2 separate regions of the Homo sapiens genome follow, and region 1 is linked to region 2. A link is a loop called in an ENCODE intact Hi-C map of the cell type or tissue named here. Cell type or tissue: Calu3. All regions are shown on one strand. Each heading gives the region's core, and the rest is flanking DNA. Links, peaks and the distances in the headings are about the cores only. Region 1 overlaps ALDH1A2-AS1 (ALDH1A2 antisense RNA 1). Region 2 overlaps LOC105370834 (a long non-coding RNA gene).

Region 1 (5,382 bases), core at 329-5,328, 320 kb after region 2:
TCCTCAGTTCCTAAAACAGCGTAGAACACATAATAACTATTTAATAAGAATTTTTGTTGGTTGATTTGAGCAAAAGACAGAGCACTTTTGACAACTTCCACCGTAAGTGAAAGTAACTTCCTTCACTGCCTGATTAAAGAACATTTTCTCCTCTTGATCTTAAACTTCGTTTTGCTTTTCCCCATCGGTGTTTTTTTGTTTTTTTGTGTTTTTTTTTTGAGACAGAGTCTCGCACTGTCATCCAGGCTGGAGTGCAATGGTGTGATCTCGGCTCACTGCAACCTCCGCCTCCCAGGTTCCAGCGATTCTCCTGCCTCAGCCTCCCGAGTAGCTGGGATTACAGGCATCTGCCACCACACCCAGCTAATTTTTTGTGTTTTGGATAGAGACAGGATTTCCCTATGTCAGCCAGGCTGATCTCGAATGCCTGACCTCATGATTCACCCACCTCGGCCTCCCAAAGTGCTGGGATTACAGGTGTCAGCCACTGTATCTGGCCAAAAAAGATATATATTTTGTCTATATTCAGCTCGTGACAGCAGCCACTTTTTGTTCAAGCCCCCTTTTTTGTTTTTTTGAGACTGTCACCAAGGCTGGAGTGCAATGGCATGATCACGGCTCACTGCAACCTCTGCCTCCTGGGTTCAAGCGATTCTCCTGCTTCTGCCTCCTGAATGGCTAGGATTACAGGCACTCACCACCATGCCTAGCTAATTTTTGTATTTTTAGTGGAGATGGAGTTTCACCATGTTGGCCAGACTGGTCTCGAACTCTTGACCTTAACTGATCCACCCTCCTCGGACTCCCAAAGTGCTGGGATTACAGGCATGAGCCACCATGCCCGGCTGTTGTTCAAGCTTTTTAAATCAAGGTAGGGACAAGATGTAGCGGAAAAGAACAGTGAATTATAAATGCTTCTTTGGTGTTCATCTTCTTGGTTTCAGTTTGTAAGATTTACAAGGCTATTACTTCCAAGGCTGCCTTAACACCTCTTCTCACATTCTTATTTCCTCTTCTCTTTCTTTTATCATCTAGTTTTAGTGTTTTCTCATATCCTCTACAGATTTCACAATAGTTAAGAAGACAGTCTTTGGCCAGATGCGGTGGTTTACACCCGTAATTAGGCCAAGGTGGGAGGATTGCTTGAGGCTAGGAGTTCAAGACCAGTCTGGACAACATAGCAAGACCCTGCCTCTACCAAAAAAAAAAAAAAAGTATCCAGGCGTGGTGGTGCATTCCTATAGCCCTAGCTACTCAGGAGGCTGAAAGAGGAGAATCGCTTGAAGCAGGAGTTCAAGGTTATGGTGAGCTATGATCACGCTACTGCACTCCAGCCTGGGTGATGGAGTGAGACCCTGTCTCTAAAAATAAAAAGACAGTCAACTACCTTCAGATTTCTAACAATTTGAATTTCAGCCTTTTCCCCCCAATTTGGCTAAGAAACTGTTTTTTTCCCACCTTTACAGTGTTTCTCCTCCCACCCCCCCCATTCTGTAATTATTTATTGCTTAGGATACATCTTGTTTGAAACCCCTTGCATAAGGGAACCTAAGCTGCAGCATGCTGTATTTATTTCCTTATGAAAACAATTTATTAGGCCTGGTGGAGCCAATATCCTGGAGTTGCAGAGGAGAAAAATAAATTCTTGCCTCATATTTCCTCACCTAAATAATAGAATGCAAAGCTGTAATTTTAAGGCATCAGCTTTATGTGAAGTTTGACTTTAAGTTATGAAACCATAACAGTTTAGGTTTCTTGTTAGCTGCAGTTAAGGGGAGGAAAGTATTTGTTAAGTTGAGAACTAGTCTTTAGAAATCAATGAAGGGAACTAAATGCAGCTCAAAGATCCCTCTCAAAGAAGATGCACTTGATTTTGACAGTAACCGAATGTCCAGCTTGAATGTCAAGTTTCTATGTTTAGGGGCTGTTTCAGCCTCAGGTGGCCCTGCTTAATTGCTTTCCTGTTCCCATTACTAACCATGATGACAGCCTACCTTTCCTAACAGATACACTTGCATTTTAATTTATCTTCAAAAATAAATCACACATTATAGCATTCCCCTCTTCTGGGCTAATTGAATCAGTTCCTTAAATGTCTCTACATCTAATGATTTGAAAGAGGCACATTGTTTGAAATATTTAAAAAATTAGGGCCCTCAGGTTGTATGCAGAATGATCTCAGTGCTTATTTCAGATATAAGTGTTTCCTAATGATCTCATTCATCTCAAATGGGATATGCCTGGCCACTTTATTTGAAATGTTTCCTGAAAACTCTAACAGGAAAGCTTAATGCAAAATATATTTATAGAGAAATGGTATTTAATTTATTAACAAAAGCTTATAAAGAGCTTTACATATTTTTATCCAGAAATGCTTAATGAAGTATTTGGGACCCATTATGAAAACTTCTATAAAATAAATCCACTTATATTTTTATTTAACCTGTATATTAACTTTTTATGTGAGATCTAAACTCTCATTTAATTATCCTTTTCCTTCTAACATCCAGAAGAAAAGAGGCTGAGACTGTGGTATTTATTAACCATAAAAATTCTCTAGATATTAAGTTCCTCATTTCTTGATATGGCCTCTGGTCACTATATTCTATGAGAAGAGGTATTTGGAGTTGCAGGGAGTAGAGTCCTAATTGGTTATGACTCAAAAAACTATGTTTTGATACAAAACACAGTTCTTTTCTTTTAAAATATACCCTCTACTTTTCAGGGACCCCGGAGACTATTTTAAACATGGGAACTAGATTTGCCTTTGTTGTAAGGCCCAGTTCCATTTCGTATATGTTCGAGAAGCTTCAATTTGGGTACTGGGATGAGCGCAGTACTTCATCAATAATCACACTTAACAGACAGGAAGAAATTAAAATTCCAGCTGCACCGCCTTTTCTGAAGGGCCTGAGGGAAAAGGCATTGGCGCCCCCTGCAGTTGATGGTGTGTATGTGCAACTGAGTATTGTCCATTCAAATAGCTTGGATTCAATGTATTTTTATCTGATACTGGTGAGAAATCCTTAAGAGATGTTATCATTTAATTTGAATTTGTCTGGAGAAAAAAAATCTCCTAGAGTCAGACAAATTTTAGATTTTAGTTAGTTTAGGAGGACTTTCTTTTGACTTACAGGAAAAGAACAAAAGTGTTTCTTAGCCAAATTTACCGTAGAAAGTGCAATACTGAGAACACTATGGTCCCACTCACATAGTGTTCAGAGCACTCTGTCACAGAGGAAGTTGCATGAGTGTGTCTCAGATTGGAAGCTACTGTTTTTATCTTGTGGGTGAGGAAGAATTATTAATAGACAGATTCCAGAATTTATTTCTCTTCTCGCTCAGTTAAGGACTTGGCGTGTAACTAAGTTGTCTGCTTTTTTCTTTATTTCACATTTCTTAGCTTTCCTTTTTCCTTTTACCCTTCTAAAATCCGTCAATTCTACAAATAACTCCTGTTATTATTAGGTTGGTGCAAAAGTAATTGCGAGTTTTGCCATTTAAAAGTAGTGGCAAAGGCCTCAGTTACTTTGGCATCAGCCTAATACTTAACATAGGACCCTCCGATTCCTAAGCTTCCTCCCCAAGTGCATCTGCGCTTATACAGCCACTCAACTCACAGGATCTTTGGACATAAGGAATTCTCACATGAACTTTGGCACTATTCGGGGCAGGGATCTGTATTTATATTCATTAGAAAATGAGGCTAAGTGAACTGTCTCTCTCTTTTTACATGCTGAAATGGGCCACTGAAAAGATAACGAGGAACACTTTAGACGTCCTGACAACAGAGGAGGCATGGCAGCCTCTTTTGTCTCAACCAAACGGTTTGCTGTGTGAAAGGCATAGAGTAAAACTGGGAGGCATTTAGGGCTGGAATAGGTACCCAATTTGGACATCTACCACCAAATGGCAAGGAGCGGTCTTGCTTCAGGCTGTATAACCCCACTTTCAGAGCATCTGTGTTTTCCTGACTGCAGTTCCTAAACCTGGATTTTTTTTCTCTGTCAGTCATCTAAGTTCAATTGAACAAATATTCATTGAGCATATACTATGTGCCAAGCATTGACAAAGAGTCTATGAAGAACCCAACGGAAGTTTGTGGCACATCCCTACCCTCAAATTCACAGTGAGGGTGGAATGACAGTAACCAAATCTGTGAAAATATTCACATGAGACAGGAAAGAAGTCAGAATATCCAGTGTACAATGAGAGTGAAAGAGGATGTCTAAAAGGGGACAGCCCATTCACAACCCACACACAACCCACGCACAAATATTTTTGGGGGGGCCTCCCATGGGCATTTATAATCTTCTAAGTGCTCCGAAGAACATGTGTCACAAAAGATGAAGAGAATATTTTCCAGAACATAGCCCAACAAAGAACTTCTTTGACATTTTTTAGTGTAAAGGTAACTGACGGTATCTACCAAATTAGCAATTTGTAAAACTGGAATTTCTAAAAGCAAATACTTGGAGCTGAGATTACCTCCCACTTCCCAAATTCGAGTTATATGATCTCAAGTATAATACCCTTTGGTATAGACCTAGCCAGAAGAGATAATAGAGGTGAAAACAAGGGCAGCTTATTTTTTTTCCATTAAAAGCATTATATATAACACTATGTCATGTTTCTAGTGCATACACACCTACTGTAGAGAGGTGTTGCCACCTACTGTTGTTTAGTCAGGGGATCAGACAGTCATGGAATAGACCGGTGGTTTTCAAACCAGGTTCCAATTGTAATTTAGGGAGCTTTACAAAATACGGATGCCTGGTCGCGCCTCCAGAGATTTCAATAAGTTTAAGAGGGAGCTTAAGGGATTGATATTTTAAACAAACTTTCTGATGTCTAGTAAGGCACAGCCTGGTTTGAGAACCACTATTTAACCCCCAGAAGGTTAACCATGTGGGATTACTTGAATCCACTCTAAACCTCTGGATTGGGCAGATGGATTCTGTGCCTTTCCACTTCGTAGTGCTCTTTGATTTGCTGTTTTTAATTTAGTATTTGAAAAACACATCCAGCCTCAAATGGATTGACCTTTCTGCTAATGTATTTCACCTAAATTAGCAGAGGCAATTAGCTAATTTATATTGGAATTGTGCACTTTCCAGTTCACATTTATCAACTCTTAAATGCTTGATCTGGTGTTGCAGTTTAAATTTTTTATTATTACCCTTTAAATCTGAAGTAATGTCTTACATCTAATTAGCCAAACTTACATATTCAATTAATAGATTCATTATGGGCTAATGAATATGGAGGCAGCACTAGGGCAACATCTGCCTGCCAGTTGAAATGACTGAAACTTTTCTGCTCTGAAGAAAGGAAAGAGTCTGTTCTATAACTTAAATAGCTTGAATTTTCCGTTTTAACATT
Region 2 (5,382 bases), core at 210-5,209:
CTGCTCTAGGAAAAGAACCTGCTGATGAAAGTAAAATGTATAAAGTTCATGAGAATTAGGGTGGTGTGGAAGAATTTGGGATGAGAAGGTATGGTGAAGTTGAGGCAAGGGGATGTGACAGTCACCAGCATTTTAGACTTGGAAATTCTTAGACCTGGCTAAGGTCACAGAACTAGTTATTGTTAACTAGACTAGATCATGGGACCAGAGCTGTGTGTCCCCACTTACAAATCAGCTGGGACCAGAATAGAGAATCTGTTCGTCCCTGGTCAGAAATGCTGATTGCATTTACACGTATTTTTTTCTTTTTCATATAAATTAATAAAGTGTCAGTAAAACTTTCTAATGCAGATTCCCTAGATGAGTGAAAAAGAGCTAAGACCAGGACATTGAGAACCCTAGGGACATAGTCAAGTATTGACTCCTGCAGAACAGCCCCCTGAAGCCACCTCTTCTCAATCTTCTTTCCATTGCATCTGCTTCATTGCAAGAGAATACTATGGTCTTGCGTGTGGTTTCTTTCTTTTTTTTTTTTTTAAACATACAAGTCTACTTTGAATTAAACTTCATTATTGAATTCGTGATTCCCAGATGCTCTCTTCTTAAGTTCACTGAAGAAGAAAATTAAATAGAAATGCACCCAGTATAAGAGAAATTTGTCATCCAATTGAATATATTAAGGTAGAAACCCTGGATGAAAAAAATCCCAGAGCATTCTTGGTCATAGTTTGGTGGTGCCTCGAAAGAGAAAAGATCTTGTAATCCCCAGGATGACATTCATTTTGGCAACCACTCATAAAGACTTCTTATAAAGTTACAGGGTGCTCTTGGAACCATGGTGGCCTTGTCCAACTTGTTTAAACTCTACTTGTTGATGAAGAATCTCCAAGATATGTGGTTAAGAGAAACGACCATGGTGTAGACCAGGGTGCATAGTATATGGCTATGTGGTTAAAGCTAAAAAGAACATCTGTAAATGTGCATATATGGTATATATAGGGAAAGATATACAAAAGCTGGCAAGCTTGCGTCAGGGAAGATGAGCCCAATGGCCACGGTCCAGGGTAGGAGAGGGACTTGCTTTTTACTGTATAGTCTTTTGTATCTTTTGAAATTTATACCATGTACCTGCATTATCAGTTCCAAAAAATTAGTTGAAACCAGTAACTGAAAAAATAACTACTTAATGAGCCCTCTGTCTACCCTTTTGGAACCCAGCTTTCTAAAAGAAGACAAAACTTACCAAACCAACTTATAGAGAAAAGTACTCTCACCCCTAGCTCATTTTCATTCCCTGGCTGACCTACCAGCAGAACCTCCGCCCCCCTGCGGCCCGATACCATCATTTTTAATGAAGTTAATTTTTATTTTTATTTTTATTTTTACTATTTTGATAACCACTTTCTGTGAAATAATAGTTTTTTTTTTTCAAAACTTGGCTCATATCTCCTTTTATGTTAGCAGTCATGGCATAGAAAAGCTGCCCACAGAATGACATACATCAAAAACAGTTTTCTGTTTAGACGGATAGCTTTAAGTGTGTGCAAACAGGTGCCTCTATGTGTGGAAGGAAGACATGCTAGATTATTTGGGGTCCACCTGCAGAGGAATGAGCTAATTTACAGAAGAGTGAAGCAGGCTCTGCACTGAAGGCCAGGGTTAAGGCATATAGCTAATGATAAAATAAATGAATGTGACTTTCTAAAAATGTCATGGGGGAGAAGAAAATGAGGAGGAAGGGAAAACTGGCCTCTATAATCTTGTAATGTTACAAATAGAATTGCCATGTGACTCAGATCTTCTCAGAGGTTAGAGGGCATAGGTCACTTTTTTAGTGGTGCATCTTTGTCATTAGACGAAGAATAATTGGGAGGAAATGATTTCACCCCAGAGTTTAAATTCCTCGGTCACTGCCTCATTTTCTTCCATAGATCCATAGGAATCTCCTGGGAGTGAAGTGGAGCCTGTGCATTTCCTAGAGTTGGGCTTTTTGGGGTTTTGGTTTGGATCTATGGTGTTGCTCTCTTGGGGACAGAAAGTATGGACAGGGCACAGGCGCAGAGACAGGTCACTCTCTGTGTTTCATTCCCGTCCTGACACTTTCTAGCTGTGTAGCTTTAGATAAGCCACGGGACATTTGTGGATTTGAGTTTTTGCATCTGTACAATGAGTTACTAATACTAAGCTGGAAGGGTGCTAAGGGGACTGAGTGTGAAAATTGGTATCAAGCTCTAAGAAGCGTTTCCTTTCCTTTTGCAGAGAGTGCTAGAAGGGAGACTGCTGTCCCCACAATGGCTGCAGCCCCATTCCTTTTTCCAAGCTGCCTGGGTGAACATTCCAGGATCCTGACATTCTGTGGAAATTGATGAGTGCTTGCTCAAAGGTCGATGATGTGCTACAGATGGCATCACCTGTTAGAGACAGAGCTTTCTCAAGAGGAGCTTTGATTTCCTTTACTTCCCGAACTGCTATTTCACAGTCTCTCAGTAGATGTCAGCAGCACAGCAAACATCTCACTGCCCATCATGGAAGCAGGTTGGTTCAAAAACTTTTCCAATTAAAGAAAAAAAAAAAAAAGGAATTAGTTCTTTCCTTTGCAATTTTCTTCAGAAGCCCCAGAACCAAAATGGTAAGATCTAGTGGCTTCAAAGTAGATTCCTGAGAGGATTACTCAGGGTGTGTTTGCATTTTAAAGACAACCTTTTATTCCCTGTAATGAAAACATCACCCCTGAGATGGCTAGGGATTATAGCAACCTTTTTGGAATTTTCGGCAAGTTTATCTCACATTTACTCTCTAGGCAAGAGTGAAATAATAGAAGATGTCCAATATTTTGCTTCTTCCTGTGAAGTAAATCAAAACCCTGGGAATGTTTTCTCCTAAGTTAATTAACTGATGTGTCCTCCTCTATATCTTCATTATATTCAATTAACCCTCTGATTGCTACTACAGACAACTGCCACAAGCTCAAAGAATAAGGCAGAGTTTTCTCATCAGAATGAAAGAGAAGATTTGAGCTGCTCTGGAGGCTGAGGTTTGAGAATCACTTGGGCCTGGGAGGCGGAGGTTGCAGTGAGCCCAGATTGCACCACTGCAGTCCAGCCTGGGTGACACAGCAAGACTCTGTCTCAAAAACAAAAACAAACAAACAAAAAAAGAATGAAAGGGATTATTTGAATTTGTGCCCTAGCAATATTTTGAGGTGATGTCCACCCAGGCTTTGCTTATGACATTTCCTACCTAAGCTGACTCCCCTTCCTGCTCCCTCCATTCTTGCCTGCCCAGCCCCAGGTATGATAGGAGCAAGGTCAGCACTGCTAAAGGTGGGAATGTCTCCATTGATGTACCTACCCTTTTGTCCCCAGTAATATAAAATTTTGCTCTGAAACTTTACTTGAGATTAAATTGGCTCTTGGGTATTATATTTACCTTGCTTCTGTTCCTTATGGCTTTTTACTGTGAGGAAGTTTGCTCCTTGATTCGTCATGTTATTTTTTGGCATTAATGTTCATTTCTTGCTGTTGCATTTAAATGGTATGTCTCTTGATCACTGCATTTTTCGGTGCCCCCTTCAATTTTACACCAAGGAGCGTGCCTCACTTGCTCCCCCTAGTCCTGGCCCTGGGAAGAATGCACCACCAGGTTCATCCACAGCAGAGGGGCCCCATGGGCTTCCCAGAGGCCCCGTGGGTTCCCAGATGGGCAGTGTTGTCTCACCCACTGTCTTCAGGAGGAGCTAGCCTTCCTCCGGAGAAGGCTTCTGCGCTGCAGGACTGAGTGCAGGGCTCGCAGAGCCTGTTGGGGGAGCTGGAGCCAGTGTCTCTGCACACAGTGGGCGGCCGCTCTGATTGCCCATCTAAGGAAATGCTGGGGTCCTGTAGGAGTCAGCTGCTGTAAACTCCTACGGCCTTTTGGTGAGAAACCAAAAGCAAAAGCAAAGTGTGTTTCTCCATTTCCAGGATTAAAATTAAGCAAAACCAGACTTTCTTTTTCTTTTTCCCTTTATTTTTTATTTTTTATTTTTATTTTTTGGTACATGGAGGTAGTGCGAATGCGTGTCTTAGGCAGCCGGGGAAGGGGGCAAAGGATGGGTCCTGCCCAGTGCTGGGCAGTTGCCAGCTGGCGGCTGCAGCAGTGTTGCTCCTCAGACCCAGGGCCAGAGCTGGCAACATCAATGGTAGGGAATAAAGCTCAGTGGGTACGTGGTGCCGGGAGCCTGGCTGAGCGGAGACCTCCCAGTGAAGGCTGCCTCCTCCCTGTGCCCCAGGCTCGTTTGGATCTGGAACTGCAGGTGCATACACGCTCCTTGTAGGTTTCTTATTGAAAAAGCAAGAGTGGACCAGAGTGTTGTTATCAACATGGTGTCATGAAACAAGGTCAGACTTGGATGTAGAAGGCCTGATTGCAGGCCCAGCCCTACCCGTGGCTGGTTGTGGTGCCTTAAGTAAGTCACTGGGCCTCCCAGAGACTCACCACCAACCTGCAAACTGGGGAGAATAGAATTTATGCTGCCCACCCTAGAGATATTCGTGAGACTTGACTGGTTAATATTTGCGAAGGTAAAGGTGTGTATAAGGTATAAAGACTCCACAAACAGAGGCATGATTGCTGTTGTGGTGGTTATTGTTATTATCATTTGCTCCAACTCACAGTCCATGGTCTTACAATGTTGCTTACTTCCTAATTAAGTAGGGAATTTACTATATATCTTTGAGCCTGCCATGGTGCAAGGTTCTGTGCTGTAAAGCAGATAATGTGTCTTCCCACGAAGGGCCTAGGAATAGGACAAATATATAGAAAACGGGAAGGTATGCTAGAAAGGGACACTATTTCAGGAGAGACAAGCAAGGGAGGAGCTGTTGCTTCCAGTTGGAGGAAGCCGGGAAGACTTCATGTAGAAGTAGTACTGGAGCTGAGGCGGTAAGAAAGAGGTGGGACATTTGCAGAGTGAGCTGGGGGGGATGGGAAGGCATTGCACAGGCAAACAGAAGCTGGGCCCTGCTGGGGAATGTATAGGGAAGCTGAGCCTTTCTTTGGTTGGACTGTGGGCAAACGAAGCGAATAGTGGGGCAAAATGTTGGAAAGTATGTAGGGGCCGGTCTGGTGGGGGGTGGGGATCTGATAGAGGTTGCTGTTGGCTTGACTAGGTTGCCTCTCAAATTCAGGTGTTGCTAATGTGATGTTATGAGGGGCCTTTAGGAGATGATTAGGCCATGAGGGCTCCTCCCTCATGAATAAAAGAGGCTTTGCGAGCTTTGGGCTTGCTTGCTCTTCCACTGCGTGAGGATGTAGCCCTCATCAGACCCCACATGCTGGTGCCTGGATCTTGGACTTCCAGCCTTCAGAACTGTGAGCAATAACTTTCTGTTCTTTACAAGTGAC

Evidence for each region. Hi-C counts contacts between places; a loop is a spot of excess contacts. Peaks named below come from ENCODE experiments on the same cell type or tissue, not always from the same donor. Only the 100,000 strongest peaks of a DNase experiment are listed, where the experiment ranks them.
Region 1: a loop joins it to region 2, with 12 times the contacts of the local background. A loop is called at or near these places in 72 of 110 quality-filtered maps.

The regions. Positions count from the first base shown.
Region 1 is chr15:58,068,083-58,073,464 of GRCh38, forward strand. ALDH1A2-AS1 (ALDH1A2 antisense RNA 1) reads left to right here. Exons shown (of 3, transcript NR_147215.1): 3 at 2,726-4,623. Among named protein-coding and RNA genes, the nearest start is that of ALDH1A2, 5.1 kb to the left of the region's middle. In Calu3, for the core only: a CTCF peak has its summit at 2,920 (motif pointing left); a DNase peak (open chromatin) is centred at 2,919.
Region 2 is chr15:57,748,912-57,754,293 of GRCh38, forward strand. LOC105370834 (a long non-coding RNA gene) reads left to right here. Exons shown (of 6, transcript XR_001751554.3): 4 at 2,260-2,535. Among named protein-coding and RNA genes, the nearest start is that of POLR2M, 45 kb to the left of the region's middle. RefSeq lists enhancers at 2,298-3,050, 3,473-4,069. In Calu3, for the core only: CTCF peaks have their summits at 2,500 and 3,579; a DNase peak (open chromatin) is centred at 2,490.